Regions from separate parts of the Mus musculus genome. Here all the other regions are linked to region 1. A link is a loop called in an ENCODE intact Hi-C map of the cell type or tissue named here. Cell type or tissue: left cerebral cortex. All regions are shown on one strand. Region 1 overlaps Gm46288 (a long non-coding RNA gene). Region 2 overlaps Abr (active BCR-related gene). Region 3 overlaps Abr (active BCR-related gene). Region 4 has its middle 6.2 kb from the start of Abr. Region 5 overlaps Abr (active BCR-related gene).

What was found. A loop is a pair of places that touch in the nucleus more often than their neighbours do. Peaks named below come from ENCODE experiments on the same cell type or tissue, not always from the same donor. Only the 100,000 strongest peaks of a DNase experiment are listed, where the experiment ranks them.
Region 2: it touches region 1 in a loop (9-fold over the local background); 13 of 42 quality-filtered maps call a loop at or near these places.
Region 3: a loop joins it to region 1, with 7 times the contacts of the local background. A loop is called at or near these places in 26 of 42 quality-filtered maps.
Region 4: a loop joins it to region 1, with 3 times the contacts of the local background. A loop is called at or near these places in 9 of 42 quality-filtered maps.
Region 5: it touches region 1 in a loop (11-fold over the local background); 23 of 42 quality-filtered maps call a loop at or near these places.

Annotation. Positions count from the first base shown.
Region 1 is chr11:76,643,314-76,648,313 of GRCm38, forward strand. The region is part of intron 1 of Gm46288 (a long non-coding RNA gene); the gene reads left to right. Among named protein-coding and RNA genes, the nearest start is that of Gm46288, 19 kb to the left of the region's middle. In left cerebral cortex, CTCF peaks have their summits at 2,863 (motif pointing left) and 4,466; DNase peaks (open chromatin) are centred at 2,857, 3,921 and 4,451; H3K4me3 peaks cover 1,192 bases.
Region 2 is chr11:76,505,083-76,510,082 of GRCm38, forward strand. Abr (active BCR-related gene) reads right to left here. Exons shown (of 23, transcript NM_198895.2): 2 at 3,806-3,990. Among named protein-coding and RNA genes, the nearest start is that of Abr, 64 kb to the right of the region's middle. In left cerebral cortex, CTCF peaks have their summits at 823, 1,027 and 1,937 (motif pointing right); DNase peaks (open chromatin) are centred at 1,679, 1,940, 2,837, 4,332 and 1 more place; H3K4me3 peaks cover 2,991 bases; H3K27ac peaks cover 3,499 bases.
Region 3 is chr11:76,522,228-76,527,227 of GRCm38, forward strand. All of the region lies in intron 1 of Abr (active BCR-related gene), which reads right to left. Among named protein-coding and RNA genes, the nearest start is that of Abr, 47 kb to the right of the region's middle. In left cerebral cortex, a CTCF peak has its summit at 2,895 (motif pointing right); DNase peaks (open chromatin) are centred at 1,336 and 2,926; H3K27ac peaks cover 2,212 bases.
Region 4 is chr11:76,575,039-76,580,038 of GRCm38, forward strand. It overlaps a transcript of Abr not described here. Among named protein-coding and RNA genes, the nearest start is that of Abr, 6.2 kb to the left of the region's middle. In left cerebral cortex, a CTCF peak has its summit at 3,036 (motif pointing left); DNase peaks (open chromatin) are centred at 2,762 and 3,024; H3K27ac peaks cover 747 bases.
Region 5 is chr11:76,538,598-76,543,597 of GRCm38, forward strand. The region is part of intron 1 of Abr (active BCR-related gene); the gene reads right to left. Among named protein-coding and RNA genes, the nearest start is that of Abr, 30 kb to the right of the region's middle. In left cerebral cortex, a CTCF peak has its summit at 2,563 (motif pointing right); a DNase peak (open chromatin) is centred at 2,573; H3K27ac peaks cover 818 bases.

The DNA.
Region 1 (5,000 bases):
GAGCAGTCAGTGCTCTTAACCACTGAGCCATCTCTCCAGCCCCAGAATAGAACTCTTTATCTCACCTCTGCTTTTAATCTTGCAGTTCCTTGGGTCTGATGTTGTCATTCATAGTCATTAAAAATTTTAAACATATTTATTTATATAATTTATTTAGTGTGTGTGTGTGTCCGTCCCTGTACCTGTGCCGTGGTGAGCATTTGGTGGTGGTCAGATAAGTGTATGTGTGTGTGCGTGTGTGTGTGTGTCCGTCCCTGTACCTGTGCCGTGGCGAGCATTTGGTGGTGGTCAGAGGATAATTATTGAGAGTCTATTCTTTCCTTCCACTGTGTGGGTACTGGGAATTGAACTCAGATCATTAGACATGGTGGCAAAGGTGACCATGAATTTAGCTGAGGTAGGCCTTGAACTCACAATCTTCCTGCCCCTGTTTCTGAGTACTGAGGGTACAGACATGTGCAACTATATCTGACATACTTTAGAACCGTATCCAAATTTCTGGAAAAAGTGATGACATGTCCTCTGGTCACCAAAGTGAATTCCCAACCTTTCACACATAGAAAAGACTTTGGTAACTATCTAGGTGGGCTGTGATATAGCTCAGTGGGAGAGCACTTGCCCCGCACACACAAGGTCCTAGGTTCGAATTACAGCAATGCAAAATCAATAACAATAACTAACAACAACAAAAAAAATCAACCAAAAGTGAAACAAAACAGCAAATAAGTTAGTATACAATGACCAAAGTTGGAAGTGATGACATGGTGACAGTGCAGTTTACTGTGATGCGCCATCCTCGGATTCCTCAGATAAACGCAATACAAAGACCCTAAATTACTTAGAATATTCTGTGGTATAACATGCATTGGGGGTTCGTTTGTGCTTTGTGTGTGTGTGTGGCTGCTGTTAATTAGTGAGGTAAGTGACAGTCATAGTGTCATAGCCTTCACTGAGTTTGGTACCAGTTCTGTGCTCAGGTGGCTTTTCCTCTGTAGTCTGTAACATTTTAAGCAGTCCTTCCTATTGCATTCTTTTCAGAGGTTTGATAGAATTGCTCTGTGAACCATCCAGTGAGTGGTTTAATTGTGTTCCTCGGGACCCTTGCTGGGGGCTATGGTGAGGAGACGCAGACTACAAATGACAGATAGTATTTGATTCACATCAGTGCACACAGCTGTAGCTGGTGTAATTGTGTGGTTGGAAAACGACGTCAGCCACAAAAGCAAAGCATTTAGTTGGGGTAAAATTTCAATACTCTGAAATCGTCAAGATCAAATTATTGGGTTTGTTGTTGCAAGAGTGAAGGGAGGAAAAATCACGGTGGCCTTTTCTTTGATTCATTTCACGTTCCAGCCCTGTTCAGAAGCCATAGTTTTGCATCATCAAATCATTTCCAGGACATCTATTCTGCCCTAGCAATGAGTCTGAGTTGCTTCGGGCCACAGTGATAGCCCTACCTCCCATCCCAAAGTGCCTCTGTAGGACCTGACATTTGTTTATCTGAAAGCAATGCCTGTCTGCTGGCGGCGTTGCCTATGCTGTTGGCCCTCACAGGGAACAGGCATCTTTCTTTACTGCTCCTGTAAGCAGCTATTATGCATAAAGATGAAAGCAAAAGCAAGCACCAGGCCTACCCTCGGATTCTGCAGCATCAAACCAGCAAGCAGGGGGATTGTTATGATTTCAACGCCATCCTGGAATAGAGTGTGAGGCCCTGTCTCAACTGAACCAAACCAAAGAAACTCCAACAAACACCACCAATTCCAAAAGCCCGCCTTTAGAATACAAACTGCCCGTCAGTGGGCTGTTTTCTCATTTCCTCCTTGTGAGACAACTAGACTCAGACAAACCCCGATGTCCAATCAGCGTGACCTTGGCAAGGTGGTCCTGTTTCATAGGAAGGATCGGATGTAGAGCGTAAGCTGGGGCTTCAAGTAATAGAACCCGAGGAAAGGTTGGGAGTCAAGTTCTGTGGTTGAATTTCAGGGGTGGGGGTGTTAGTCCAGCCAGCCAGCAACCTTCCTGTGTGGCGGGCGTGAAATTAACTGCCAACCCAGAGGAAGCTGGAAATTCAAGTTGCCCAGATTCATGTCTGCCTTCTACTGATTACAGTCTCTTTGAGGACAGGAACTGTGCCTTTTATGTCTGCTTCCCCAGTGCAGAGAGCTTGCTCAGTGCAGAGAGAGAGAGAGACAGAGACAGAGAGAGACAGAGAGAGAGAGACAGAGAGAGAGACAGAGAGAGAGAGACAGAGAGAGAGAGACAGAGAGAGAGACAGAGAGAGAGAGAAGAGCCTAAACTTGAATTTACATGAGTTACATGACTGCACTCATTTGTGCATTGAGTATTTCTGGGGTGTTTGTATCAAACGCTGTGCTGATTCCTGGAGACAGAGAACAGAAGATGCTCCTAGTAGCTGTGCCCGTGGGGTTTTTGATCCATGACAGGACACGGTAATGAAGTCTAAGGGAGATTGGAGGAGGAACAGTGGACAAGAGCTCATGTCAGACTGGGGAGAGGCACCCCGCCTGCTGTCAATGGGGTCTGCAGAACATAGAGCAACTGGAAGGAAGGCTTTCGGATCTGGAAGTCTTAGAAGTAGCTTAGATACCCTTGGTGGTGAAGCGAGCAGCGAGGAGCTGCTTTTAAGTAAAAAGATGAAAATAGTCGGAGCATGTGCCTCCGCGGCCTCTGATAGTCCGAGAGACCAAATGTGTGCAGAGATCGGCTTCCTTGCTGACAGCAGAGACAGAAGAAACACAGCGGGAGAGGAGAGCCATGCTGCTGGGCTCTCACAGATGGTCTAATGTGTCGTCCTGTAGCGGAGAGCGTCTAAAAACCGGCGGTGACGCGCCCTCTGCTGGACTAAGGCCGTTCTGCAACCAGCGGACTCTGTAAAGCTAGGTTGGACAGCGACAGGAAGGAAGCTCAAATCCAAACAGCATCGTCATATTATCCCTGCTGGTTCCTCCCAAAGACCAACTCAAACTCCCCAAAGGCTTACGTCTACATAGACAGATCCAGTATCTCGCTCCCCTAACCACCCGCAACTTCCCTACCGCCCAAGAACACAAACTTATAAGGAATGAATGATGGGTTAAAACTCCTCACTGTACTGGCCAAAATCATGATCTCCTTTAGTTTCTCAGTACCAGTATTGGACGCGCTCTTTGGAAAATACTGAACTAACTGGTTTGAGGAGCAGTCAGTAGTATTTATGAATATTCGTAAGGCTCTGGGTTCCATCCCCAACACCAAAGAGAGAGAGAGAGAGAGAGAGAGAGAGAGAGAGAGAGAGAGAGAGAATCTGCGTGACTTTATATAGACTTTGTAAGTGCTGGGGATGGAACTTGGGGACTCACAAGGCAAATGTTCTAATGCTAAGCCATAGCCAAGCATGATTATCTTTTCCTTGATTTATTATTTTGGGCGTTGGGGGTGGAACCCAGGGCCTTCAGCATGCTGAGAGTTGCTGTACTGCTGAGCTAGACCTCGGCCCTTTCACCCCCATTTTCTGCAGTAATGAGAAATGGATAATGATGCAGACAGCTGCAACGGCAAGGTCCATATCTTACTTATTGGCATCTCTGTTCCCAGGATTTTCTTAAAAGGTTTTAACGCCCGCCCCCCCCCCCCACTAATCTCTTCTAAACAGTGGTAATTATAAATCCCCAACAAAAACCCAGAGGCTTGTGTGCCTCTCTCAGGCTTTTCATTTTAATAGATCCACTAATTAAAAGGTATAATTTAACAAATAATGACCTAATCATCTCACTCTGAAATCAGACGGAAACCCACTACTAAAATGTTGGACTGGGTAGCGATAATGGATCCGGGCTCAATTCAGCCCCCTGCTGGGTCCAGCCTGGCCCTCTTCCAGCTGCCTTTGATTAGCTGCAATGGTTTTCCAAGCCATTTAGAGCACACCCACTAGAGAGAGGAGAAGTGAGCAATTTAAGGGGCTAAGTGGTTTTTTGGACCCACTCCCACTGCTGACAGCACAAGACAGAATGCTTACCCCTTCCTCACCCTTAGTCACCGTCACTTGGTCAATCCCGTTTTCTCCCCTTCCTTCTCTGCCCCCTGCGGGGAGAACGCTGCTTGAGCAGTGGGAAGCAGGAAGGGGTTGTGGCAAGGAAGAATAGCCACGAAACCAGGTGATGCCCCTCGTATCCAACATCGGAAGTGGTTAATGAAACAACAATAAGTCAGGAAGGCAAGATTGCTTCCCACCTACCCCACCCCCTCCGTTCGCTGGGAATAGGGCATCTGTGCCAGGTTAAAAATAGCCTTGTGTTCTGAAACCTCCCCCGCTGCCCGAGCTCACGCCAGTCTCCTGTGCCACCCAGGGCTCAGAAGGAACTCATTCTGCATGGCAGGAGAGCCTCAAAGGCTGGCCCCTTTCTGGAGTCCTAAGGAGACTGGGGACTTTGAAGACAGCAGGGAGTGGCAAAGGCTCCCTCGTGCGGCTGAGGCAGGAACTGCTAGATGAGACCCAGGAGGATACAAGGCCTTGTAGGGCTTGTAGGGTTTTGGGAGCAGTGTGCCTGCTCGAGGAAGCAGTTTCCAAGTCTTGCTCCGTTGTTCTGGTTTCCTTTCTGATCTTGTGATAAAACTCTCTGACCAAAAGCAACCTAAGGGCTTATTTCATCTTACATATATATGCAAGTCACAAGTCCTTCGTTGAGGGAAGTCAAGGCAGGAACCTGAAGTGGGGACTGTTTGCTAGTCCATGAAATACTACCTCTGACAAGGATATGAACTCATGGCCCAAGAAAGTACAGCAGGAGCCATGACAGATGCTACTTCCTAATTGGCCGACATGTGGTCTCATGCCTAGTTAGCTTTTATATATATATATATATATATATATATATATATATATATATATATATATATATAAAACCACCTGCCTAGGGCTGGTGCTGCCCACAGTGGGCTGGGCCCTCCTGCATTGATTAATAATAAAACATTCTCCCACCATCAGATCTAGACAGTTC
Region 2 (5,000 bases), 140 kb before region 1:
CAGAGAGGGTGGCATCCTTGGGTGACACACATTCAAAGTAGAAGACAGACAAAACCCAGATCTTCTCTCTGCCTTGGGGTCCCTTTGACTACCTCATCCAGAGGGGAGACAGGGACTGTGATCTCTAGCAGTGAGGTTTTCTGTGCAGACTGTGGTTCTGGGACAGGAAGTTGCAGCTGAATGGGAGTGTCCCCACCTTCTTTCCCAAGGGAAACTACACACTCCCAGTTGAGTTCAGCCACCAGCAATAGGGTGACCCTGGCCCTGTGCCAGGGCACCCTGCTTGGCCTAGGCTTGAGAAAGACCTGCAAAGCAGGGTTTGTGGTTCACCTGTTACCTCTGGGGCACAAGCCAAGATGAAAAGTATCACAGCATGGTCTTGGCTGAGGCTTCCACACTTGGGACGACAGACCCAGAAAGGAGGTGGGCTGCAAACAGATCCATTTCCCAGCAGGTATTTACCAGATTGGAGTCCTTGCAAGGTTCCTGGTCGCAGCCCATGACAGATGTCTTAGGGGATTTTTTTTGTTTTGTTTTGAGACAGGTGCTTACTATGTAGTAGCCTAGTCTGGCCTAGAACCCGCAACTCTGCCTCTGCCTTCTGAGTGCTGGGACTGAATGCATTCAGTGCTAGCAGGCTCCTGTGAGCAATCCCTGGCCAGTCCTCACAGCCTCCCTTCAGAGGAGCTGGAGCAATTCAGACCTGAGGAGTGGTGCTCTGTTGTATTGATGACCTCATTCAGTGTCCTATAGCCAGAACACAGAATTGCAACTTTCAAAGTTTATACTATTTCCAGTGTCTAGGCCACTGATACAAGACACTGACATTTCATTCTGTGTGCTAACCTGACTGGGCCACAAGGTGTCTACATATTACCCTGGGTGTCTGTGGGATGGTTCTCAATGAGATTCACATCAGACTCTACGGACTGCGCAAAGCAGATGCCCTCCCCAAGGTGAGCTGGCCTTGCCTCAGCCAGTCTATTAAAGACATGAAACCAAAAAAGCTAAGAAAGAGGGGCTCTTTCCAGCCAGGAACGGTGGTGCATGCATGATCCAACACCAGGAAACCCAGGCAGAAGGATTATGAGTGTCAGGCCAGCCAGGATGATCAAGTAAATTTCAGGACAGCCTTGAAAACAGAATCCTCTCTCAGACAGACAGAGGGGCTCCACCTGCATGCCTGCTAGTGCGGGGACACCAGTCCTTCCCAGACTTTGTCTCTAAAACATTAGGTGTTCTTGAGCTTAGTTACACCTAGAATCTTCACCTTTGACTCCCCCGATTCTCACACCTCTGGACTTGGGACTAGGACTACACATTGGCTCTCCATTCTATGACCCTGTCCAGTGTCCTATAGCCAGAAAGCAGAGTTTCGAGCACACACACACACACACACACACACACACACACACCACTTGCTTTATGGTTTCTAACACATAAACCAAATTTTGACCTCCTTCCTAGGTACAACTTGGCTGCATGTTTGGGCGTGGAAAGTTTAGCTGACAAGCTGTGCCAAAAGCTAGATATCTGAATATCTAGAACAATTGTCTGATTTGGTTCAAAAGTCCCCTCTGTTCCCAAGTTCCTTAACAGGAAGCCTGGCAGAGGAAAAGACTGCCTAGCCAAATGAGCACAGCCAAGTAGCAGGAACGCATGCGTGCGCGCACACACACACACACACACACACACATACACACACACACACACACCAAGCCATATATACACAGCCACAGGCAGACAGACAGACACATACCCCAAGCCATATATACACAGCAACAGACAGACAGACAGATAGACACATACACACACACACACACACACACACACACCCCTTTTATAAAAACAAAACCAGATCATCACAAGAACTGGGGGTTTGCACAATCCAGGCATCCCATTACAAATAGCAATACTTGTAGAGTCCACTAGGTGGGGCCAGTAACCCAACAGAAAGAGGAGAAAGGCAGTTAGCTCCAGGAAGGCAGGGGTTATAGCTTGGGGAGGCAGCTGGGGCAGGCAGCATCCTGCAGCTAGAATTGCCTCAACCATTCCCAACTGGCATCAATACTCCCTCTACCTGTCAATGGTGTGAAAAATCAGTACTGAAAGCCCTAAGTACTGCAGTTTTCTGTAAATATTTAACATTTCAAAATCTTCCATTCAAGTTATTCCCTTCTGACCATCAAGAACAATGGTACAAAGTGAAGCCACTAGCCAAAGCTGAGAACCCCAGGCAGGGATACAGCCCTGCAATACATAGAACATGGACAGGATTTCTCACCAGGAAATCCAAATACCTATGGATAAATAAATACTCCTGCAAGGTAGTCACAAGGAAGGAGGGAGAGGGAGACAAGAGGTCGAGGAGCTTGCAGAGACTGCATGGGGTTATAGCACGGACACCGTGGGGTGTCCACGGGCACCATCCTGAACCTGTTTACAGAGGGGTATAGGCTAAGTCCCTAGGAGAGATCTGAACCCCACTAACCTACAACCAGAAGGCAATGATGGAGAACCAGAGTTCTCTCTTCCTTTTTGCTCCCGGTTGGCCTGAGTCCAGGTCCCAGAACAACCGTTCCTCCACTGATTCAGACACCCTGCCTCTACATGGCCAAAATGGCTGTCTCTAATCCACCACACCCCCCCTTAGGGCAAAAGCACCCAAGAATGCTGGCTGTGGGGGAGCCTGAAGCTGGCCAACACCTACATCCATCCCCTCCACCTCCTACCTGCCCCCCACCATCCCTTCTCAAACTTGCACCACCTGGCAGTGCTGAGCTCTGCCTAGGCCTCTGTTGCTATGGCAACAATGTGGCTTCCCCCAAGTGGGATGCTGGTTGCCAAGGCCCTTGTTGCCAAAGGCTATAGCAGCCACCCCAGTGTGTGAAGAGGGGGTGAGAGCCTGCAGAGGGTGGGAAGGAACAGGGGTTCTTCCAAATGGTAGAGTCCAGGCAGCCTCCAGGTGGGTGGGGGTATTAGGCCCTAGAGAAGGGGAACGCAGTGCATAGCATCTCTGAATCTCTCCCGGGGGCTTCAGAGAGAGGAAAGAGAACCCCCCAAAACATACCTAGACAAGCTGGACCAAAAAGACCGGTGAAACTGAGTTCCCTCCACCAACACAAATGGCTCTGATTCTTTTTCCCAACTCCAGAAAAGAGCCCCAAGGAATCTCTGCCTGGATTGCTCTTGTATTTCAGATGCGTACACTCATGAGCTGGGCCGAGCGCTGATCCCTGTCACTGGGAACAGCACTAATTCTAATTACTCCAATCCTCCACACACTCCTATCTCCCTGCTCTATCAAAGCCCTGAGAAGGCAGCTCCTGCCTCTCCTGGCAGCAGGGAAGTTAGGTACCCAGGCTTGTTCCTTTCCTGTGGAACAGAGCAGGGCTGGAGGCCCACATCCTGGGGAACATAATGTTTTATCCCATAGGGAGCTTGAGGCCAGTACTGGCTTTGTGGGGACATTTGTTGTCCCACAGGCCATGTGTACCCAGCCAGGTACAGATAGAAAAGCCTGGTCCTTCCAGAGCCCCCCTCCCCATCCTATTGAGAGACTCAGGTGACTGGAAGGGAGTGAGAGCATCCAGGAAGCAGAGGAACAAACAGCTGGCAGAGCAGGGAACAGGTGAGGGGCAGCAGAGCGCAGCAGGTAGTGGAAGAGAAGCCAAATGACAGGCGTCACAAGTCCAGACCCACCCTCCCCAAGCTCACTGCTGACACTGTCCTACGCAGACCCCGGGCCACTTCTTGCACATGGCATTCTATCTCCCCTCCCAAAAGAGTAAACAGGAGTACCTACCCCAGGTGCCAATCCCTCAGGTGGGGTGGGCGAGACGCTGTCCCCACCACCTTGGCTGCGGGCGCTGAGCTGGGGCGACATGGTGGGTGACTCGTCGATGTACGGCATGGTCTCCGAGCCCTCGGGGGGCCCCTTCTGCTCCTCATGCCCCTCTGCGTCGTAGTCCTCCGCACCGTAGCTGAAGTCTGAGACAAGGAACAAGAAAGGCCACTGAGAGTCTTCCACCAGGGCTGCCAGGGACTGGTAGCGCAGTGGGCGCCGGCGGCGGCCCCCGGCTGCCATGGCCCCTGCTGCACCATGCACCCTGGGCCAGGGCAGGGGCTGTACAGCCAGGCTTGGGGAGGGGGGTGGGAGCTCCAGCAGGCACAGGCTCTGCTGAGTCCGTCAGAGGCTGCTGGGAGTCGGGGAGGAGCGGTTCTGCTGTCTCCACCCGCCTAATAGCATGTCAGCTGCGTATGTGGGGCTGTGTTTCCTTTGCCTCCTGCCTAATTCCACGTCTAAAAATTAACAGTGGGAGCGGGAGGCAGGACGATTCCAACTCCTCTCTCTGAGTCACCATTTTGCTTTTTATAGGGAATAAGGAGGTGGGGGCGGGCCAAGCGATGTCACTTCCTCCGTCCCTCCTCCTTGGGTACCATTGTACACTGAGCTCAATCCGTAGGGAGTGAACAGGGCAAATTTTGGGTAGAGAGGGCCCAGAAAGTGGGCCCTAGGAGGCCCTCGGTCCTCTGAATGCGGCCCTGCATGCAGGACAGAGCCCAAGGCAGGCAGGCGTGGGAGAGAGGGTTGTGCCCAGGCCTGGCAGGGACTTGGTGAGCAGCAGGCTCCTCAAAAGCCAGCATTTATGTCTATAATTCCAACACGGCTTCCTCCAGAGCAGGCAGGAGGGAAGGTACCGGGTATTAACCCCTCAGTGTTCCTAGCACCACACCAGGGCCAGTGCCCACGCAGACACCCTCCTGGGGGCTGTAGGGAAGGCAACCATGGAACAGGGTGGTACCTCTAGGCTTTGCCAAGAGTTATAGGACAGCCTCACTAAGCTGCAGGCATCATTCTTAGCCAGCGACTGGCCGGGAGGGCTGGGTGTTGCTGTTTCCAACATGTCAGAGTACAGGTTACAGCAAGCAAGGTGGAAGGTTCCTCTGTCTTGAGCCTTGGTTCTGGAAGGGAATCATCGATGAGGAGAGGCCAGGGA
Region 3 (5,000 bases), 120 kb before region 1:
CATTGACTTGTTATGGGAAAAATATATGCAGTGCCCAGGGCAAGCACTAAATAAACAACAGCGCTATTATCAGTGCAACCTCAACTGTGTCCTTGGCACAGAATGCCCTCAAGCATCCCCTGGGTCGTATACTACAAAAACAGGTGAGAAAGGCTAGGCTGATTCCGTGACAGGCTTCATATCGGCAGTTAAGGAGACTAAGCCTAAATTTCTGATTCCAAAAACTGGCAATTCCAGGCAAGTCCAGGCCTCAGAAGCCTCCTCTCCACCTGGCCTGAGGCAAGGACACTGCTGGGTCAGCAGCAGTTTCCAGACTTCCTCAGCTACTTCCTCAGTAACAGTTCCAGACCTCTCCAGCAACATTCCAGCCCCCACACCCCAGTGTCCTTAGAGATGGGCCCAACAGATTGACATAGAGGTCACCTGCCCTGGAATTCCCTAAGGTGCTTTAACTCAGGCCTGCATCTCACTTGGGTGCCTCTCTGTTCTGGTGATGGGAGACCCCAGCGTGCTGGACTTCTGCAGAATAAAGCACTCTTTGCATTTCAGTCCAGGGTGTCATTCTTCCATGAATCACAGACCCTTACACACAGTTTTGGTGGACCTGACGAGCATCTTATCAGCTGTCACAGCACCTTCTGTAAGTTGCAGTAATCACACTCTGACAAGTAGCCTCAGCATGGAGGAAGGCATCAAAGACCTCTGGGGTTCACATGCTGAGTTTTTAAGACTTAAGTTCTCGACTTCACACACGATGGAAGCTCCTGGTGACCAGCTCCCACCCCAGAGATCTGAACTGAGTTCATGTAGGTCACACCAGGGCTATTAACACTCCCCCAACCCTGTGCAATTCCACATCTGAGAAATGCAGAAATCTACCAATTTAAGATAAGAACTCAGTTCAAAGCCTAACGGAGCTCAGACTCTGAAGCAGCCCTACAACACAGTCAGCAGCAAGCCATCACCTCCCTAAGCACTGGAAAGGTTGCTGGCAAGAAACAGGGCTTGCTGGAACTCTTAGGGGATCCAGAGTTTGCCTGGGGATAGAGAAGAAGGCAGGGTACAGGAAGAGCTTTGTTTTCTTCTGATCTGATTGTATACAGTGAACAGGCAAGGAGCATAGCTAGCCCATGGCTCCTTCACCCAGGTCCCTTGAGTCAGCATACAGCAATTATCTATAGCATAGTATGGCTCCTTTACCTTCATCCAACCACTAAGTCAGCACAGGGACAGCTGGTCACCTGGACAATGGCATGTGGCAGCTCACTGCTTGGTGTGTGGCTAATGTCACTGGGAGTTCTCCATTCTGGCTCCACCCCCACAGCTGGGAACAGACTCAAGGCCCTCTGTGGGAGTGCAGCAGGACCTCTTTGGTTGCCATGGAGATGGGGATCTGATCATCCACCTCCAGGATTCCTCTGAGAAGGGAGGCACAGACCATGGTCGACTGGAGAAGGCCGGGGCTCCCAAGTCGGAGACAAAAGAAATCTCATTTCTTGATATAAGGGCAGAAGTGTGCCGACTTGCTCAGGGTAGAAAAGGGGACATCTTCACCAGTTTCCAGGCTCTGGGGTTGGACAGAAATGCTGACTGGGATCGGCATCACTTCCAGTGTACACAGCAACCCTACAGCCAGGAGCTCATTCCATCCTTGAAAGTTAGGCAGGCTGTCAAGAGTACTACTGCTCACTGCATTATCTACCCCTTTGTACATAAATGGGGCACAAACTGAGGCTCAAAGAAATTCCACCTGTCAACCAGGGCCATCAGGTAATAAAACAACTGAGCCCAACTTAAAGCCTGCTCTTTGAACCAAGTCTGATTTCTTTTTATGCTCTGATATAATTTTCTCCTTAGGCAAACTAAAATTCCCAAATTCTCTGAACCATACCTGTGTCTCTGTGTATGTACTCACGTGTACCTCTACCCTTCTCCACCTTATTCCCTTAAGACAGGGTCTCTCACTGAAACTGGAGCTAACCATTTTTCTGCTAGACTGTCCACAAAGTCCTTGAGATTCTCCTGTCTCTAATCCCCAGCCCCACCGCTGCCATGCTAGGGTTACAGGGGTGTGCAGGGACTCCTGGCTTTTTAGAGGTGCTAGGGGTCAAACTCAGTTCCTCAGGCTTATGTGTCAAGTACTCTTACCCCACCGAGCCATCTCAGTTCCTATATCCCTTTTGTAGAGGCAGGATCTCATGATATAGCCCAAACTGGCCTTGATTTTATGATCATCCTGCTCCTGCCTGCTGAGTGCTGAGATTCTAGGCATGTACCATCACACCTGACCAAGACAAAGGAAAACAACTACCCTACTTACTCTGTAGGAAAGGCAGTTATTGTAAATGAGCTAAATACCTAATAAAAAATGGAAAAAAAAAAAAAAAAAAAAAAAAAAAAAAAAAAAAAAAAAAAAGGAAAGGCAGTTATATGTGCACTGAACATGTAAGACAGACACTACCAAACCAACATATGTCCTTCCATCCATAATGAAGGGGAGACTTATTGTATGTGTGAATAATCTAGCCAGTCAAGAAATACCTCCTAAGATATCACAGGCCAGATGCAGGGGCAGGAGCTGACCCCCAGTTCCATGACTGGAGCCTATCACTTGCTTAATGAGACTGAGGCCAAGCCAGGGCTTTGAAAGGCCAGGTTCTAGTTCTATGTTTTCTGCAAGTTGTTCGTTCTCTTGGCACCTCCACTTCTTCATCTGTCACTGGGGTGTTTATTATATCCTGGAGAACAATGAGAGACACTCGATAAGGAGGACATTTCCCAGACAATAAATCACTTGGTCAACGAGACCAAAGTAACAACAATAAACGGTCTGTGTACAGTGTTGTTGGTCTGCTTCCATTGGCACGTTCTGAATGGTATGTTCTGGTTTGTCCACTAGGTGGCAGGAGACTAGAGGGCAAAGATGGCTTTGGTCTGCAAGCCGTTACTCAGGCACGGAGAACAGAATTCACATAGCACATGTACAGGAAAGCTGCTGGCTGGCTGGCTGACTGACACCGGTCCCTAAGACGCTTTCTAAGCTCTCCTCAGAACAACTGATTTGGCTATTTAAGGTGTAGGGTCCAGGAGGTTGCTCTGACCAATCTTCAGAAATTCTAACCTTTGTCAGAGCTAACATCCCTCAGGACCATCCTGGGGGTGATAACAAGTAAGGAACCTGGACTGGGTTCATTTAAGGCTCCTTTCTGTCTTTCCTTGTCCTCAGTAGGAAATGTTCAGCCACAAAGCCACAAAAGGGGGAGCAGCCAGGAGGTCTGACAGGGATGACCATCATGATAATGATCTTCAAATCCAAAGGCTCTTATCACCTGCCTGCAATGGCCTCCTCAGAGCCCTCTCCCATAAATGCCTTTATGAGTCCTTAGGGTATTCATGAAACATTAAATGATTTTCAATCCAGTGCTGAGAAGCAGTAAGGGGCAGGCAGCTCAGAGAAAAGTATCGTGAGGCTTAGAGGAGTCAGTGAGAGATCCAGAGTGATGCTATGGGTTGGCAGCCACCAGTTCCAGAATCCCCAAGGGCATATGGCTCCCCACTTCCATACTACCCTACAGAAGTGGACAAAGGCACTCCCAACTTGTACACTCCTGCACACCTCACACAACCCAGGCACTCTACTCAATGTGGCTGGGAGACCTCACTCTATCTATGGCATTCCGTCCCAGCTGCTGGCTCTCCATCCAGAGCCCCCCCCCCCCAAACCTTAAAAGAACTCCACCGTTGAAGCTGAGGATGTGGCTCAGTGGCAGAACATATGCCTAGCATACATGAACACCTGGATTCAGTTACCAGCACTTCAGAAAGCTTTTTTTTTTTTTTTTTTTTACTAGCAGAACTAAAAGAGGTCCCCATGCCCTCTTTCGGCTACAGAACAGCAGTGATTTTACTGCTTCAAAGAGAACTCATTAAAATTTACAACAGTATTACTTTCTGGGGCTATAGAGGCAAAGCCAGGTGAAATCTGAGCCCAGGAACAGCCAAGCCCATCTCCTTATGCACAAGTGGACACACATGGGTTCCCCACCCACCTCTAACATCCACTACTCTGGTCAGCTCCAGCATAAGTGAGCACTTGCCAGCAACCATAGCCATCACCTTGGGGCAGGTGGCTGTGGTTGAGGCTGTGGCCTGGATCTGTGGATTCCTCAACAGTGTAATGGAATGATAATTTCATTGTGAGTATTCCATGAGACAATGGCAGTAAGAAAGCTCAGCCCAGTGGCACACACTCACATGCCAGGACCACCCTGGCCACAAGGCAAGCTTGGGGGCCTTCTTCCTTCTCACAGGTGTCATGTTGGACATGACGTCCAGCACTCAACAATATCCCGTTCTCCTCTCCTTCTGGATCCACCAAGGTCCACCCTATCCAGCTGTTCTGCAGTTGGACGAGGCCTTGTGAGCACTTCTGGCCACCAAAGTTTAAGTGGACATTAGACAGAGAGGCAGAGAGAAACCATGTACAATCACTCTTCCTCATCCACTGAGGCCGTGGGCCTTGGAGGCCATAGCGCCATCCAGGATGGTCCCCAACTAACCTGCTTACCTGCAATGGACCTGTAAGCAAGAGGCAGCCTTGCCTGTGGTAAGTCAGGGCTTCAAGGGTTAGCCTGGTCCTATAACATAACCAAGAACACTAACAGAGGAATCCAGCTCTTCTATGTGATCATCTGGCCAATCCCAGGCTCACAGATGCCACGCCCATACTTTCCTTCTTCCTATGCCAGCTCACAGACACCCTCCTGCTGGTAAAACAAGAAACTCAACACGTTGTTCTGGGAATCTGGAACGTCGTCCTTCAGAAGGTGCTGGTTCCAGGAGCCCTCAAATCTTGAGTTTGCTTTGTTTGTTTTGTTGCGATGGGATTTACATAGATCAGGCTACCCAGAAGCTATGTAGCCCTGGCTGGCCTTGAACTCTCTGATTCTCATGCCTCAGCTGCACAGGCCAGGCCCTCCACGTGGCTATGACTCTCCTGC
Region 4 (5,000 bases), 68 kb before region 1:
CCCCATCACAGGATTTAAGGTTAGTTACGCAGCCTTGAGTTGAGAGGCTCAGTGGAAGAGAGATAAATCCCATTCTGAAGACCAGCAGCTCCCCCCTTTATTCATTCTCAGGGTTGTACTACTCATTGCCTCTCTAACAACCAGCTCTCAAGTCTACCAACTACTTAGCCAGGATGCAAAATCAGTGATGTTACCTATATCGCCATTCTCCTTCCTTTCTCATATTAGCAACACAGCTTTGCTGTGCACCACAGGAAGGACCCAAAAGTCTCTGATCACCCAGTGGCCACTGCTAGCAAAACAAACGAAAGTGTCTCTATTGCTGGGGCCAACCAGGAAGCATCAGTGTAGGTAAACTTCCAAAAGTGCTATTATAGCAATGTGAACTCACACATAACCAGGTATATGCCAAAAGCTCAGCTGACTGTCATTCAAAAATGCATGTTAAGCCAGGTGTTGCTGTGTATGCACACCTGTGATTCCAGTCTCTCAGAAAGAAGGCTGAGGCAGGGGTTCAAATCCGCCCCCCCCCAAAAAAAAGCTGAGGAGAGGAAACTGCAGTTGGGATGTAATACATGAGAATAAACTAATAAAATACAGATGATGGGTTGGAGAGACAGTGATTTTCCAGAAAACCCAAGTTTGATTTCTAGCATCCACATGCCAACTCAAACCATTTGCAACTTCAGTTTCCAGGGAATCTGACACCCTCTTCTGGCCTCTGCAGTTGCTAGACACATACACAATGCACAGATATACATGCAGGCAAAACACTCATACGATAAAATAAAAATATTTTAAAGTGCATAGAGTCATAGAAATTAAAAATAGTTAACCCTGATTGGTGCCTAACTGCCAGGTGCTGCTCAATATGCTTTACAAAGTTCACCTGGCCTGACCCTAACAGCAAGCAAGCAAGATAGGAGCTATGTTAGCTCCATTTCACAGGTAAAGAAATGGAGGCACAGAAAGGCTAAGCCACTGGCCAGCCAGCAGATGGTAACACTTGAAAATGAATCAAGTCCACGTGGGTAGTGCTATACTGGCCTAGGAAGGAACAAATAAATAAAGGAAGCATTAAACCCAGAAAAGGAGAAATTGGAGCTACACGAAAAGGCAAGATAGTGCCATTCCAGAACTCCCAGGGGGCACCAATAAGTAAACAAAAAGAGAACTGTTTGCCACACAAAACCACATCTACTACAACAGGTCAGATGACCCCTCAGACAAGCTGAAAAGCAATCCGATGACTGTGTTAGGCCAGGTCCCTAGCCCTCTGCCTACCTGCCTAAGGCCAGACTCAGGCTTTTCCAACTTTAGTTTTCACAGGTGCAGAAGGTAGATTAGGTAGATGACCTCCAGATATCTTATTAGCCCTGAAAGACTGTAAACTTGGCTTTCTCAGAGACCCAGAGAGAGGTAGCCTGTTTTTTCTGTTTCCTGGTGTGTACTTGTATGTGTGTGGTTGGACTTTTTTGTTTGTTTTTTGTTTTGTTTTCATTCTCACTATGTAGCCCTGGCTGGTCTTGAACTCACTATGTAGGCCTGGCTGGTCTTGAACTCACAGAGAACTGCTGGGATTAGAGGCATGTGTGTCACCATGCCTGGCAAGTAGCCTGCTTTCAAACCCTATTTCATTCCCTTTTCCTAGGTAGAGCAAAGTAGCATTTACTGTTCTCAAAATTCATCTTCAGTTCTGAGGTCTGGAAAGAAGAAAATTCCTCGAGCCATGGAAGGGCTCAGCGGGTACAGTGCTCACTACCAAGCCTGAGAACATCATGAGTTTTATCCTTGGGACTCACATGGTAGGCAGCAGACTCTCCATAAGTTGTCCTCTGATCTCTCCTGACCTCCACATATGTGCTGTGGCACTCATGCCCCACCCCCCACCCCCGACATAATAAATGAATAAATGTAAATTTAAAACAATTTAAGTAGAAAATTCCCCAGGCCAGGCATCCCATGAGTTGCCTGTCAGAGATGGCTTGGTCCAAGATTCTGTCCTTTATTCTCTTTCTTTACACCCTCTTAGCTTTTCCAGCAGACAGATCTACAGACAACAGAAACTACCATCACACACACACACCCCAACCCCATCTCATTTCCCTGTGGATGTTTTGTCAGCTTGAGTCATGGTAAAGGTCTGTACCCCTGACAAGATGTAGACAGAGAACTACATTCACACTCTTGATGCATACCAGGACAATACCCAAGGACAGACAGCGGCAGTGACACACCACACACACATTTCCCAGGCCCTATGCACAGTCAGGCACCAGAAAGAGCACGGTAGAGCAGCTGGCTTAGATGAGGCTAATCAAAAGCAATTTGAGGAGGAGACCTTCTCAAATGACCATCAACTAACCATTTTCAGCCCTCACTACCCAAGGGTCAACAGGAGACTTTTCCTACAGTCAATAAGAAGACTCTACCCCAGAGTCTAGAGCCCCCTCCCTCAATCTACTTACCTCTGAGTCCCCATCAGTATTTGGAAAGATGCCACCCGAAGAAGACACAAGAATTCTCAAATCCCAATGACCCCAGACATCAAATTCAAAGGCTCCAATCTCCTTAGTTCCAAGGCAACAGAATCAAGTCCCGCAGAGGCCAGCGCTCACAGGCCGGCTCTCTGTGCTTCTGTGGTCCTCACTGCCCCGAAGCTGGCTGCACTTCCTACTCTTTCAGCCAGAGTTCTGCAGATGCATCCCAGCTCCAACCCTGCTCTGCCAGGAGCTCTGACGCCACCCTCCTCCTGGCTGGCCCAGTCCCCTCAGGCTCAGGAACAGTTGCAGCAACTAAGAGCCATGGAAGAGATGGAATCAAAACCCAGGAAGGCAAAGACAAAGAAGCCACTGACCCTGGACAGTGGTGCTTGCCGTGGTAGAGTCTTGTTCTACAGATTCAAGGGTCCAGTCCGAGGCTATGTGGCGGTGTTTCTTTAAGCATCAGGCCTCTTTTAAGGCAACTTCTCTCTGCAGTCAATTCCTGTTACTACTGGTCCTGCGGCAGAGAACAGGAACTCTCGGGCGCCATCTGGTGGCCAGAGTGGCACCTCAGCCACACAAGGTGTTCTAGATAGGCAGCCTCCAAGGACTTGGACTCAAATCTCAGCTTTCCACCAGGCTTTATCTAGGGCTGCAGGTAACCATTGTGAGCAAAGTCTGAGAAAGCCAGGAGAAACAAGAATAGAGTGGGCAGAATACTCTCCCGTCAGACAAACCTTCCAGGAACATTTTTTTAAGAGTAGTTTTTATTTTTACTTATGTATATGCTTAAGTATCTATGTGAAAGGGTGTGGTGTGTGTGTGTGTGCATGTGTGTGCTGGGAACTGAACCCAGGTCTGAAAGAGCAACAAGTGCCCTTAACTGATAAGTCATCTCCCGGCCCCTCCAGTAACATAGTTTTTGTTTTTGTTTGTTTGGGTTTTTTGTTTGTTTGTTTGTTTGTTTGTATTTGTTTTTTGAGCTAGGATTCCTTTGAGTATCCTTGGCTATCCTGGCACTCACTCTATAGACCAGGGTAGCCTTGAACTCACAGAGATCTGCCTGCCTCTGTCTCCCAAGTGTGTCACCCAAGTCCAGTCTCCTCCAGTAACATCTTCAATGAAGAGATTTCCATACCTCCCTGCTTGCCAGCTACCGGAGCCTGAGATGCAGCTGAACATAACCTTGTCCTCTCAGTACAAGACAGTGGTTCTTAACTGGGAATTGAGTAACTGCCACTGAAAGGTGTAGCTGTCACTGTCATACCAAAGAGGGTTTTGTTGTTACCGTTCTTGTTTTCTTTGGTTTTTGAGACAGGGTTTCTCTGTGTAACAGCCCTGGTTGTCCTAGAACTCACTTTGTAAACCAATCTGGCCTCTAAATCTGAGAGATCTCCTTGCCTCTGCTCGTGGCTCAGATCCTAACGGAGGGGGAAGTGAAGAAGAACGAGACAGGTAGCAAATCAGTAAAAGTGGTCAAGGATCTGTTGGTTTGAGCGGCCCCAGGCTCATTAGGCTGATGCCATACACCTGATGCTCTCACGGAAGTCTCCCTGCATCTCAAAGCCACAGACAGCATGCTGTAAGAGAATTCGCACATACCATTTCCCCTTTTATAAGGCTCACTTACAGCAGTATCTGGAGAAAGGCACATTTTTCTCCACCACCACCCCATCTCTCTTTTCAGCAACATTAGGGACCAAACCCTGGATCTTGGGCATGCTAAGCAGGTGTTCTTCCACTGAGCTATACAACCCTAACACCCATTATTATTTTTCATAACCTGTCAGGCCCTGTGGCCTGTCCTGCATACCCCTTTGGATCACTTCACATGCACACACACACACACACACACACACACACACACACACACACCACTTCCTGCTCCTTCCTGCAGTTGCCTGTACTTAATCTTTTTTTTTTTTAAAGAATGAAAGATTTATTTATTTTATGTATTATGACTACACTGTAGCTGTCTTCAGGCACACCAGAAGAGGGCATCCGATCCCATTACAGATGGTTGTGAGCTACCATATGGTTGCTGGGATTTGAACTCAGGACCTCTGCAAGAGCAGCCAGTGCTCTTAACCAGTGAGCCATTTCTCCAGCCCCTTGCCTGGACTTCTTGCACAGGTTGATATAGCTGGTGTGCTAGGGTTTTACTGCTGTCAACAGACACCATGACCAAGGCAACACTTATAAGGACAACATTTAATTGAGGTTGGCGTATAGGTTCAGAGGTTCAGTCCATAATCATCAAGGCAGGAGCATAACAGCATCCAGGTAGGAATGGTTCAGGAGAAGCTGAGAGTTCTACATCTTCATCTGAAGGCTGCTAGCAGAATACTCGCTTCCAGGCAGCTAGGATGAGGGTCTGATAGCCCACACCCACAGTGACACACCTATTCCACAGGGCCACACCTTCTAATCCTGCCACTCCCTGAGCCACGCAAATACAAACCATCACAGCTGGTTAAAATGTTCCGTCCGAAGCGCAGTAGAGTTGGCTTAATGCTT
Region 5 (5,000 bases), 100 kb before region 1:
CTCAGAATATGACCTGACTTGCAAACAGGCTATCTATATTGGTAATGAGATTTACATGAGGTCCTGGGGGGGCAGGTCTTAATCCAATGTGCCTTGTATATCCTACCAAAGAGGAATCCTAACACAGACAGAGAAAGCTGGGAGAAGTCAGAGGCACTGAATCCTGGTGGTTTCTACACAGGCGCTCAGCAACTGCCATAGGAAGGCAGCAGAGTCTCAACTCTCAGAAGGAACCAACCCTGCTGACACCTTACTTGAGCTTCTGGTGTGCAGAACTGAGAAAGGGCCATATTCCTGCTGTGTGAGCACCCAGTCTGGGGTGCTTTGTATGAGCAAACAAAAACATCAAGATACATAGTATTTTCTCAGGATTGTAATGATAAAACTTAACACACATACATCTTTTTTTTTTTTTTTTTTTTTTCTGAGACAGGGTTTCTCTGTATAGCCCTGGCTGTCCTGGAGCTCACTCTGTAGACCAGGCTGGCCTTGAACTCAGAAATCCGCCTGCCTCTGCCTCCCAAGTGCTGGGATTAAAGGCATGCGCCACCACGAACACGCATACATCTTGCTAGTCCCTATTAATCCAAACCCGATCTTTCACATGTACTTTTACATATATGATGTATTTCACATATGTAATAGAAATGAAAAAACATGTAGGGGGGTAGTTTACCTCTTGGCTTTTATAGGACCCCCTGAGGTCACACAGCCAGCAAGTAGCTGAGGTGGAATAAGAGAAACCCAGGTTTCCTCCAGGTGTGGTGGCTCATGCTTTAAATTAATCCCAGTACTCAGGAATCAGAAGCAGATGGAGCTCTCCTGCGTTAAGACCCTTACTCAAAAAAGAATAAAACAAAACAAACAGCAGCCATGTTTCATGCCTCCCATATCACTGAGAGCCACTGTTATAGCCACAGGCCCAGAGCACTACAAAGTCTCAATTATGCTCAAAGTACAGGGAACCTGGGACTCAGATAATGAGCCAGGACTCTGGGCCTTTTGTGCCATAGACCAGGGGTAGTTTGTCAAGAGAAACAGACTCTTCTCTGGGGGGTGTGTGTAGGGGGGGGTGTAAGTGAATAAAGTATATAATAAGTATACAAAGGAAACTAGTTCTACTAAAGCGCCATGGATAAGTTGGGAAGACGTAAGTAGATAAGACTTGTAGACCATAATCAAACAATAAAGCTGTTACAACTTTTGCCGTTAATATTAGGAGTACATCAAGGCATGGCTGTGAATGCTCATAACGCCAACACTGGGATGGCTAAGGCAGAAGGATCTTGAGTTCGAGGCCAACCTAGATACACAGTGAAATCCTACCTCAAATTTTTTTTTTGATTTATTTATTTATTATATGTAAGTACACTGTAGCTGTCTTCAGACACACCAGAAGAGGGCATCAGATCTCATTACGGGTGGTTGTGAGCCACCATGTGGTTGCTGGGATTTGAACTTCGGACATTCGGAAGAGCAGTCGGGTGCTTTTACCCACTGAGCCATCTCACCAGCCTTTTTTTTTTTTTTTTTTTTTTTTTTTTGAGACAGGGTTTCTCTGTGTAGCCCTGGCTGTCCTGGAACTCACTCTGTAGACCAGGCTGGCCTCGAACTCAGAAATCCGCCTGCCTCTGCCTCCCAAGTGCTGGGATTAAAGGCGTGCGCCACCAGACAGATGCCCTACCTCAAATTTAAAAGGGGGAAATACCCTTCTGGATCCTTGGTCCAAGGTTAGACCTTGGACTCACTCAAGGATGGGGTGATGTGCATGAACCATAGGGTCCACGAATGAAGAAGGGTGTGGTCCTGGGGGTGCAGTCTCTTGGGGCTACATGGACAGAGATCCACAACAAGCCCTGACTGAAGACAAAGGGAAAGACCCAGGGGAGAATACAAGCATGGCCAAGAACAGAGTCCTTTGTACCGCTGGTCACATGTAAAAGGCAGAAAATAACTTAGCAGGTGCCTCTCATGGGCGTGGCTTACAAACGCTACAACTGAGTCAACCTGTAGCTGTTCCAGTCGGGAATCACTATAGCCCAAATTTACAGACGAGAACATGGCTCTGTCAAATCAATATTCATACCCACATCTCTCTGGCTCTAAGGAAAATAATGAATCTGGAGTCACCCTCCTTCCTTCCCTCCCTCCCTCCCTCCCTCCCTCCCCGTAGAAGTAATTCTTGTGTCTCACACACTCTCCTAGGAAGTACAGCCATAACAGAACCAAACGGACAAAATGTCCACCCTTCCACACCAAGTCTACACAACCAGCACACAGGGTGTGAACCCCAACCAAACTAGTGTGTATGTGCATGTGTGTGTAAAGATGACTGGGACAACAGCTGTCCTGTGGCGCCCACAGCCCCACTAATAATTTATGGAGAAAGTGAAGGCCATAGAGAACCCACTAAGTAGTACCTGCCACTTCAAATGACTAAAACATAACAAGGTTTGGACTTCAAGAAGGAAATCAGGTAGGTACACAGCAGTCTCCTCTGGATGTGGTGAGGCAGGAAACAGTAGAGAGACTGTTAAAGACAGTGTTGTTTACTTTCCAGCCTCCAGGGGGTGCTGCTGCCAAGAGAAGAGGGCAGGAGGTGGCTGTGCCCTAGCCTAGCCTTCCAAACTGTCCCTTCTCAAGGACACAGAACTGAGGCCCACAAAGCTCATCTGTCTAGCACCTCACCTGCGCTTTTCAGAAAGCCCCAACAATCCAAACATTAAGGCTTTTTAAGAACTAAGCTAAGGTCTCACTGTGTTCTAACTAGCCTCTGTCACCAAATAGTACTGTACCATTCCCCTCTGAGCCTCCAAATGAGCCTCGTGAGGTATACTTCATCAACGAGAGGAGGGCATTAAAATAGTTGTAGAGTTGTGTAGGCAAGGATGGAGGTGATAAAGTATTCTCAAAAAAGATGAAGTGAGTGTGTAGAATAATTGAAGACAAGGAAATCCAGAGTCCTCAGGTTATGGGCTTGGAACACACCTTTAATCTCAGCACTCAGAACAGCAGAGGCAATCCAACCTCTGTGAGATAGACAGACAGACAGATGGACAGACGGAAGGAAGGAAGGAGGGAATGAGGAAGAGGGAGAGAGAAAGGGAGAGGGAGGGAATGAGGAAGAGAGAGGGAGAGGAAGGGGATGAGGAAGAAGTATAGAGAGGAGGGGAAGAGAGGGAAGGAGAGGAGAGAAGGCAGCAGCCTAAATTGCTTTAATGCTGGACATTAAGTGGGAGTGCAGGGATTTAAATCTAGGCTTTGCAGCTGTGGGATTTCTCTTTCCCTACAATCCTTTGGAGGTTATAGGCACCCGGGCAGAAGTGAGATGTTTAAGATTCACTGGAGCTGAGCACCCAGCTAACACTCATCACTAATACCAATAATCCCTTGCTCTGGAATAAAGCTGTGCAGTAACAGCAGGGCAGTCTTCATCATGGCTGGTTTTCACACAGATCCGGGCACCTGTGAGTGGGTCCGTGGGTCCTACACTGACACGGTGAAGGGAAGTTCAGTGTATATTTACTCACACAGGCTGGCTTCCTGGACCTACATACATCCTGATCTCTTCCCAGGTCCTCCCTGTGGCCTCTCAGGCCATGGATCCACTCTTCTGTCACAGCTCCTTCCTAGCAGCCCTGAGCTTGATGCCTCTTATCTCCAACTCTGGAAGTCAAGCCCTGCCTTATCCTAACCACACAGTGGTCACAGTCCTTGTTAGAAGTCCCCATACTCCCCACCTAACTGTGCCCGGTGCTCCCCACTCACTCTCACAGATGAGATGGTGAGTTATCAGGTAAGGGCCTGGTCTCCTGATGAGTGGACCAGCATCCCCACCCTGCCCCCGCACACCAATTTCCTAACAAGCACTTACTGAGGAGTTCCTTGGGGACCAGGGCCAGGGCAGAGAGAAAATGAGGACGGCAAGGGGCTGGGAGGAGAGGCGAGCTAAGAGGCAGGGCTAGGGAGGCCAGAGGCGCACCCATACCTGAGGACTCTGGATTTCCCGGTCTTCAATTACTCTACACATTCACTTCATCTTTTTTGGGAATACTTCATCACCTCCATCCTTGCCTACACAACTCATTTTTTTTTCATTTGTTTCCCTTTATTTGTTTTGTTTTGTTTTGTTTGAGGCAGGATTTCTCTGTATGGCCCTGCCTGTCCTGGAACTCAATTTGCAGACCAGGCTGGCCTTGAACTCCCGGAGATCCACCTGCCTCTGCCTCCAGTGCTGTGATTAAAGGTGTGCACCATCATGCTCAGCTTCAACTCATTTTTCTTTAAAGATTTATTATATATATATATGTGTGTGTGTGTGTATGTATGTGTGTGTGTGTATAAATATGAATACACTGTAGCTGTCTTCACACACACCAGAAAAGGGCATCAGATCCCATTACAGATGGTTGTGAGCCACCATGTGGTTGCTGGGAATTGAACTTAAGACCTCTGGGAGAACAGCCAGTGCTCTTAACCGCTGAGCCATCTCTTTTTCCAGCCTACAACTCATTTCTTAAAGGGAAAACTTTTTGTCTTGGAGAATTACTGTGAGTCTCTCGAAGGAAGACATCACCCAGTGGCCCAAGTGTTTGTGAATTAGTAAGTCTGAAATGGAGCAAGCATCAGGACTTGCCAGCACAGATTTCAGACCGGTTTGGAGGTCAGCCTGTTGGGGATTCTCACTTCAGTGAGATCTGTAAACACTCCGCAGAGTGCTGCTGACTGCACCTGGGATAGTTAACGCTCGGCAGGTGTCTCCATGACAGTCAGGGTGTCAGGCAAGAAAATGTAATCTCCCATGTCAGCTCCTTAGGCCAGGCTGTTCCTCTCCATATAATGATCACAGGGCACCCAGGCAGTGAGTCACATCTCCTCTGGGAGCATGCCGTGCATGACCCGCTTTGTGAATCCCTCCCCTGTAAGTTTCCATGTCCTTGACCTTGGAAAACAATGTAAGTCTTTGCACTCCTGCAGTTGGGCAAACAAGACAGAGTGAT